Linked DNA regions of Homo sapiens: region 2 is linked to region 1. A link is a contact called in ENCODE Hi-C or POLR2A ChIA-PET data. All regions are on one chromosome and are shown on one strand. The core of a region is the stretch at or near the end of the contact, and the rest is flanking DNA. Distances in the headings are between cores, read along the strand shown. Region 1 has its middle 19 kb from the start of SLC1A3-AS1. Region 2 holds the start of WDR70 (WD repeat domain 70).

Region 1 (3,267 bases), core at 216-2,715:
ATGTATATGTATGAATCTGTATAGAGAGAGAATACATAAAAAATTGGTAGTAGATACTTAATACAGTGAATTTACTAAACATGCAGCACATACTGTTTACGTTGCTTCTATGATAGTCATTTCTGCCTTGTATATTCTTACCTTGTAGAGTTACATCATTCTTCTTGTTTGGATTTGGGTTCCCCATCTAGTCTCTGAGCTTTCCTGGGTTGGACTGTATAGTCCTGCTGGCTGTGCCTCTCCCCACTCTACCCCTTAGCAGTAATTAGCAGAGAGCTACTACTAAGCATCAAACGGGGCAGACATTTAGCTGAGAGCAGTTACAGTTCTCTAAAAGCCACTGCCTGTTCTGCAATTTTCTAAGGTAGTGTGTTGACACGATGGGAAATTGATAGAAAGACGTTAGAAGAAAGTATAATATGTCATAAGGCAGTCAGTGCTTCCTAAACTTTAACGTGTCTGCAGATCACCTGAGGATCTTGTTAAAGGGCAGATTCTGCCTCACTGGGTCTCCGGCAGGGCCCGTGAATCTCCATGTAACAAGTTCCCCAGTGAAGCCACGGACTAAACTCGGCAGGAGCAAGGGTATGTGTAAGGGCAGCATTGGAAATCAGACCTTTCAAAGGTAAAGAACTCAGGACGCACCCCTGCCCCAACCCTGGCTGCCCACCCCAAGCTGGGCCACCTGGGATGGCACCTGGCTGGCCCCTGAGTACTGTGTGCGTGCGGGACCCACAAGGGCCCGGCCCCTCTCCCTTCCCCCATTGCCCCAGAACCTGCCGGCTGAGCCTGAGTCGGAGCGCAGCCAGGTGAGGTGGGACGTCTCCACCCGCTCCCCCTGAGACCTGGCAGACCGGTTTTACCTGTCCTGGTCCGGAGGAGGCTCCCGACTCCACTGCAGACAATCCCTCCTCCTCCTCCCCGCCACCGTTCTAGTCGACTACTCTCTTCGTTTTGCTACCTGACACTCCCAAAGCCGCAGAAAGCAAATCCCCAGCACAGCAGCTGGTCGAGCACGGGCTCCAGCGACGTGTGTGAAACTGTTCAACCCAAAACACAAACACCAGCCACTGACATGTTTTAAGAAACGCTACAGTTGGATGACTGCGGAACCAAAACAGACCAAATGGGAGGCAAGAAGGGAAAGCAATTGGCCCAGTTCGGTTGTAGCAGCGGCTCGTGTTACACTCCCTTTGCCAGTTAGCGTCGTGGGCGTTTGTTGCTGTGTTAATTACAGTTCCTCCCGGAGTCGGAGGCGAGAACAGCCCTTGTGGAACAGTTTCAAGTGGAACGTTCCACCAGGAAGAAAACAACTGCCTTCCTCCCCAGCTGGGGAGGGATTCCGCCAGCCGCACTCGGGCAGCCCTGCGGTGCGCGCGGACACCTGCGAGCCGGGCACCCTCGCGCCCCTGCAGCGCGGCTGGAACTGGGACGCCGGGCTGGGGGCCGTGCCCAGGGGCCAGCTGCCGGGACGAAATAAAGCCTTGTTGGCTCCCCCTGAGGGACATGCCTGGCACAGCAGGCAGAGCGCACTTTTCAGTTTTCCTGTTTTCTCTAGAGTTCCTGGGAGCTCCCGGGAAGCAGCGGGGCGCGGGAGGAAGATTGTTTTATCTTCGGATGGGCGGGATGAGAATGGGCGCCAGGGATTCAGAACCAATCAGGGACAAACTTGAGACGGCGCAGCAGGGTGGAAAGTCCACGGTTGGACTTGATCCGGTTCCATATCCTACCTCTGCCTCTGATCAAGTGTGTGACTTTGGGCAAGTTGTTCCCAAGTTGCCCAAAGTCGTTCCACTTTTCTGAGCACCGTAGTCTCACACCTACCTCAAAAGATAGGGAAGAGGTCATACACCTATGTGGCATTGGCTACGTTACCGGGACCCTTCTAAACATATGATCCTCGCAGCAACTTTATAAAGAAGTACTTTTTAAATTGCCATTTCACTGGATCTGTTCTGGGTGATAGTTAGTCGTCATCAGAAATGTGATACTGTGGACGGAAGCATAAGGTTGTCCTCCCCTAGTAACAGTGATCTGTATCTCAGGAGGCTCCCTGTGGTGGGGAGTCTGGTGTCCAGAGCAGGGCTTGTGGGAGAGGGAGATGGAAGGGCTGAGTCCTAGAGATGTTAATGAATGTGCCCACGGTCACACAAGCTGATGAGTGGTAGGGCCAGGATTGGAAACAAAGTGGTCTAGTTCCAAAGTCCATGCTGTAAGCACAGCACTAAACTGCACGTTAAATGATAATGTGTATGTAAAGCACCTGAAGAATAGCAGGGAGGTTGGTGGTTTTTATTGTTTCCATTATTACAGACACATAAACATCAAACTAATCCGAACTAGCAAGGAAAGTGGCAGAGCTGTGAGGGTCCAGGTGATTAAGGAAAATCCATCAAAGGCAGCTGGACAGGAAATGAGAAATAGGAATGTGGATCTCAGCTCTAACTCCATCAATGTAGTCATGCCACCATGCAAGGTGTATCCGCAGCCTAGACGTGGTTAAAGATCCTAGAAAATCAATTAGGCCAAGCCACAGGGTGAGGATGGCTCAGCAAGAAGGGTATGAGTCTATGAGTCTACACCAGTCTCCTGTTACCAACCTGTTCTCTATCAGCTACTTAGTCCAAAAATTCTGAACTGTTAGTTTTTCTACTATTTCAAAAAATACATTTGTCTGCAGTGCTATTTGGGCTTCTTAAGAGTAAAATTCTTGGAATCAACTCAAAAACTGCAATCTAAAAACCACGGTGTGCACTAGAAACTGCCATTTATGCACACTTATGGGCTGGCACAGACACCTAAAATAATATATGGGAAGTGCTTCAGAATGAAAGCTCTGGGTAATGATATTTTAAAAGGATACCATACATGTTTTGATTGGAATGATAATCTTCCTGGGAGAATTTTGTCATGAATGTGTGACTTTTGCTCACAGTTTCATGTCCTTCTTGGTAAAGCTATTTTCAGAATAGCACAGGGACAGGGTAGAAAAGGATCAGCCCAGGAAACAGGTGAGAGTGGTACAGTTTCTGCCTATGAAGAATTGCCATGGAGGTGGAAGGCAGGTTTTTGGGTTCTACAGAGAGCTGCCTACTGATTTTTCACCAGGGCAATGCCCATTCATCAGGATAATCCAGGGCTAGCTGTGAATTTTTGCACATGGAATTAGCTTCCTATTGCTGCTGTAACAGATGACCACAAATCTGGTGGCTTAAAACAACCAAATTTATCATCTTACACTTCAGTATGGTAGAAATCTGACAAAAA
Region 2 (3,267 bases), core at 455-2,954, 630 kb before region 1:
TTTTCCCCTATTTGGCACAAACATATGGACAACTTTCTCACTCCTGAGTAAAGGAATGATGTACTAAAATGAAGGATTTATACCGGGTGGGGTGGCTCATGCCTGTAATCACTTTGAGAGGCTCAGGTGGGCGGACTGCTTGAGCTCAGGAGATTGATCAGCCTGGGCAACATGGTGAAACCTCGTCTCTACCAAAAGTATAAAAAATTAGCCAGGTGTGGTGGCACACATCTGTGGTCCCAGCTACTCAGGAGACTAAGGTGGGAGGATGGCTTAAGCCTGGGAGGAGGAGGCTGCAATGAGCGAAGATCGCACTAGTACACTCCAGCCTGGGTGACAGAGCGAGACTCCATCTCAAAAAATAAAAAAAGAATAGAAAAGGCTGGGCACAGTGGCTCACGCCTGTAATCCCAGCACTTTCGGAGGCCGAGACGGGCGGATCACGAGGTCAGGAGATCGAGATCATCCTGGCTAACACGGTGAAACCCTGTCTCTACTAAAAATACAAAAAAAAAATCAGCCGGGCGAGGTGGCGGGCGCCTGTAGTCCCAGCTACTCGGGAGGCTGAGACCGGAGAATGGCGTGAATCCGGGAGGCAGAGATTGCAGTGAGCCGAGATCTTGCCACCGCACTCCAGCCTGGGCGACTGAGCGAGACTCCGTCTCCAAAAAAAAAAAGAATGAATAGAGAAACTACAGAACTAGTATGTGTGAACACAACCCAAGGCCAATATGTGTAAGTCTACTGTTTAATTACTATCATAGAATTAATACACGCTGGTCAAAAGAAAACAAGAAGACCTTGAGAAAAGGTTCAGGGAAGTTAGAATCCCAATGTTTGGATGAACAGCATTTATAATTTTAAAATGGAAAATAAAGAGAAATCATTTTTCATGTATCAGTCTACTAAGTTTTGTTTTCATTTTTTAAATAATTTTCTTTTTAAATAATAATACCTACTCTGTGTTGGTAGGGATATGGTAAAAATGGCATTCTTAATTCTGTTAACTTTGGTATAACCTGGAACAAGTTTTTTGATGGGTATTACGGCAATAAGCATCAAGAAGCTTTAAAAGGCACATACCCAATTTTTCAGCTTTTTAAGTATTTATATTTCTGAATAAACTACACTCTCTTTTAGAAATCTACCCTACCGAATTACGTATTTTTAAAAATCCTCGTACAAATGCTGTTATTTACAAAAATGTTCATTTTAGCATTATTGGTGACTTAAAATTAGAAAAATCCTTTCTCTTCCTCTCTCTCCAGACTCTCATAACTGTCATCTGAGTTGGTTCCAACGGATAACGCAGAATAGAAGACAAATGGGAGAAGAATATTGACAAACTGCAAGGTATGCACCCGAGCTACAATAATTCCGAGTTGACAGCTCGATCTCCACTCCCACTCTGCGGATCTTCAAACCTCTGCACAAGGAAGAGGGTCTCTGCCTGGGGCAGTCACTCACCGAACCCCGTGAAGCCCATGGTGACCGCAAGCTGCGGGTCCGGTCCCGACGCGTCTGAGCCTGTCACTGGAGCAAGAGGAAAAGAGAGGCGGCCTAGTTAGTGCGGCGCCCCAGCTCCCCCGACACGGCCCACCCCGCCCGGACTCGCCTCATGAAACCCACCTTCGCTGGGCCCAGAGCGCTCCATGGCTGGCCGCACACCCCAGAACCAGCCACAGGGACAGCCCAAACAACTGCAGGGGAACTTGCCAATAACTTGCGGCAAATGCTGGAGGAAGTACCGCCTTCAAGCTACAGCGGCGCCGCCGAAGCCAAGAGCGGCGCCTTCCGCAGAGGGACCGCGGCTTTCTGCGCGGCACCGCCCTACCGGACAGGCGGGAAAGCGCCGCGCAACTCAGACCACTGGAGGGGAGAAGTAGTATCTGGAGTTTCTATAACATCCTTTCCCTTTTTTTTTTTTTTTTTTTAAGCCAGAGCCTCTGTCGCCCAGGCTGCAGTACAGTGGCGTAATCTCAGCTGACTGCAACCTCTGCCTCCCGGGATCAAGCGATTCTCCTGCCTCAGCCTCCCGAGTAGCTGGGATTACAGGTGCCGGCTAATTTTTGGTTTTTTGTTTTGGTTTGTTTTTTTTTTGTTTTTGTTTTTGTTTTGAGACGGAGCCTCTGTCGCCCAGGCTGGAGTGCAATGGCGTGATCTCGGCTCACTGCAACCTCCGCCTCCCGGGTTCAAGCGATTCTCCTGTCTCAGCCTCCCAAGTAGCTGGGATTACAGGCGTCCACCACCACGCGCAGCTAATTTTTTGTATTTTTAGTAGACACGACGTTTTGCCATGTTGGCCAGGCTGGTTTCGAACTCCTGGCCTCAAGTGATCCGCCTGCCTCGGCCTCCCAAAGTGCTGGGATTACAGGCGACACCCTTTGCTTTTTTTTTTTTTTTTTTTTTTTTTGAGGCAGAGTCTCACTCTGTTGCCCAGGCTGGAGTGCAATGGCGTGATCTCGGCTCACTGCAACCTCTGCCACCCAGGTTCAAGCTCTTCTCTTGCCTCAGTGTCCTGAGTAGCTGGGATTACAGGCGCCTGCCACCACACCCGGCTAATTTTTGTGTATTTAGTAGAGACGGGGTTTTGCTATGTTGGCCAGGCTGGTCTTGAACTCCTGACCTCAGGTGATCTGCCCACCTTGGCCTCCCAAAGTGCTGGGATTACAGGCCCCGTGCCACCGCGCTCTGCCTTTTTGTTGTTGTTGTTGTTGTTGTTGACTGAGTCTCCCTCTGTTGCCTTGGCTGGAGTGCAGTGGCGTGATCTCAGCTGACTGCAACCTCTGCCTCCCAGGTTCAAGCGATTCTCTTGCCTCAGCCTCCCGAGCAGCTGGGACTACAGGTGTGCGCCACCATGCCCGGCTATTTAGTATTTGAGACTACAGGCACCCGCCACCACGCCCAGCTAATTTTTTCTATTTTTAGTAGAGGCAGGGTTTACACCGTGTTAGCCAGGATGGTCTCAATCTCCTGACCTTGTGATCTGCCCACCTCAGCCTCCCAAAGTTCTGCGATTAAAGGCGTGAGCCACTGCACCTGGCCTGTCAGTCTAAAGTTTACAAGGCTAATCGTGTGCTCAGGATTGTCCTTCTTAAACAGAATGTGGGAGTTCAACACTTTAACGTTTAGAAGGTGGAGAAGAATCTCTTTCTTTTTGAGACAGAATCTCACTCTGTCACCCAGGCTGGAATGCAGTGGCACAATCTCGGCTCAATGAACCTCCACCTCCTGGGTTCAAGCGATTCTTGTGCCTCAGCCTCCTAA

Evidence for each region. Hi-C counts contacts between places; a loop is a spot of excess contacts on that map. ChIA-PET counts read pairs that join two places held with the same protein, here RNA polymerase II (POLR2A). Pooled maps may share reads with other maps.
Region 2: a map of PC-9 shows a loop between it and region 1 (3-fold over the local background). The contact joins the promoter of WDR70 here to the enhancer-like site in region 1. A Hi-C loop is called at or near these places in 2 of 168 maps with a recorded cell type or tissue (PC-9 and naive thymus-derived CD4-positive, alpha-beta T cell) and 9 of 50 pooled maps. POLR2A ChIA-PET finds 5 or more read pairs at or near these places in 4 of 52 experiments (HEK293T, WTC11 and activated CD4-positive, alpha-beta T cell).

Annotation. Positions count from the first base shown.
Region 1 is chr5:36,742,994-36,746,260 of GRCh38, reverse strand. No RefSeq gene overlaps it. Among named protein-coding and RNA genes, the nearest start is that of SLC1A3-AS1, 19 kb to the right of the region's middle. RefSeq lists a silencer at 1,454-1,543. Within about 2 kb of position 1,465, at least 24 of the 41 ENCODE cell types and tissues checked have a DNase peak (open chromatin) inside an H3K27ac peak, as active enhancers do; they include PC-9, where a contact is called at or near this core.
Region 2 is chr5:37,377,755-37,381,021 of GRCh38, reverse strand. WDR70 (WD repeat domain 70) reads right to left here and starts at 1,704. Exons shown (of 18, transcript NM_018034.4): 1 at 1,630-1,704; 2 at 1,468-1,533. The coding sequence starts at 1,654.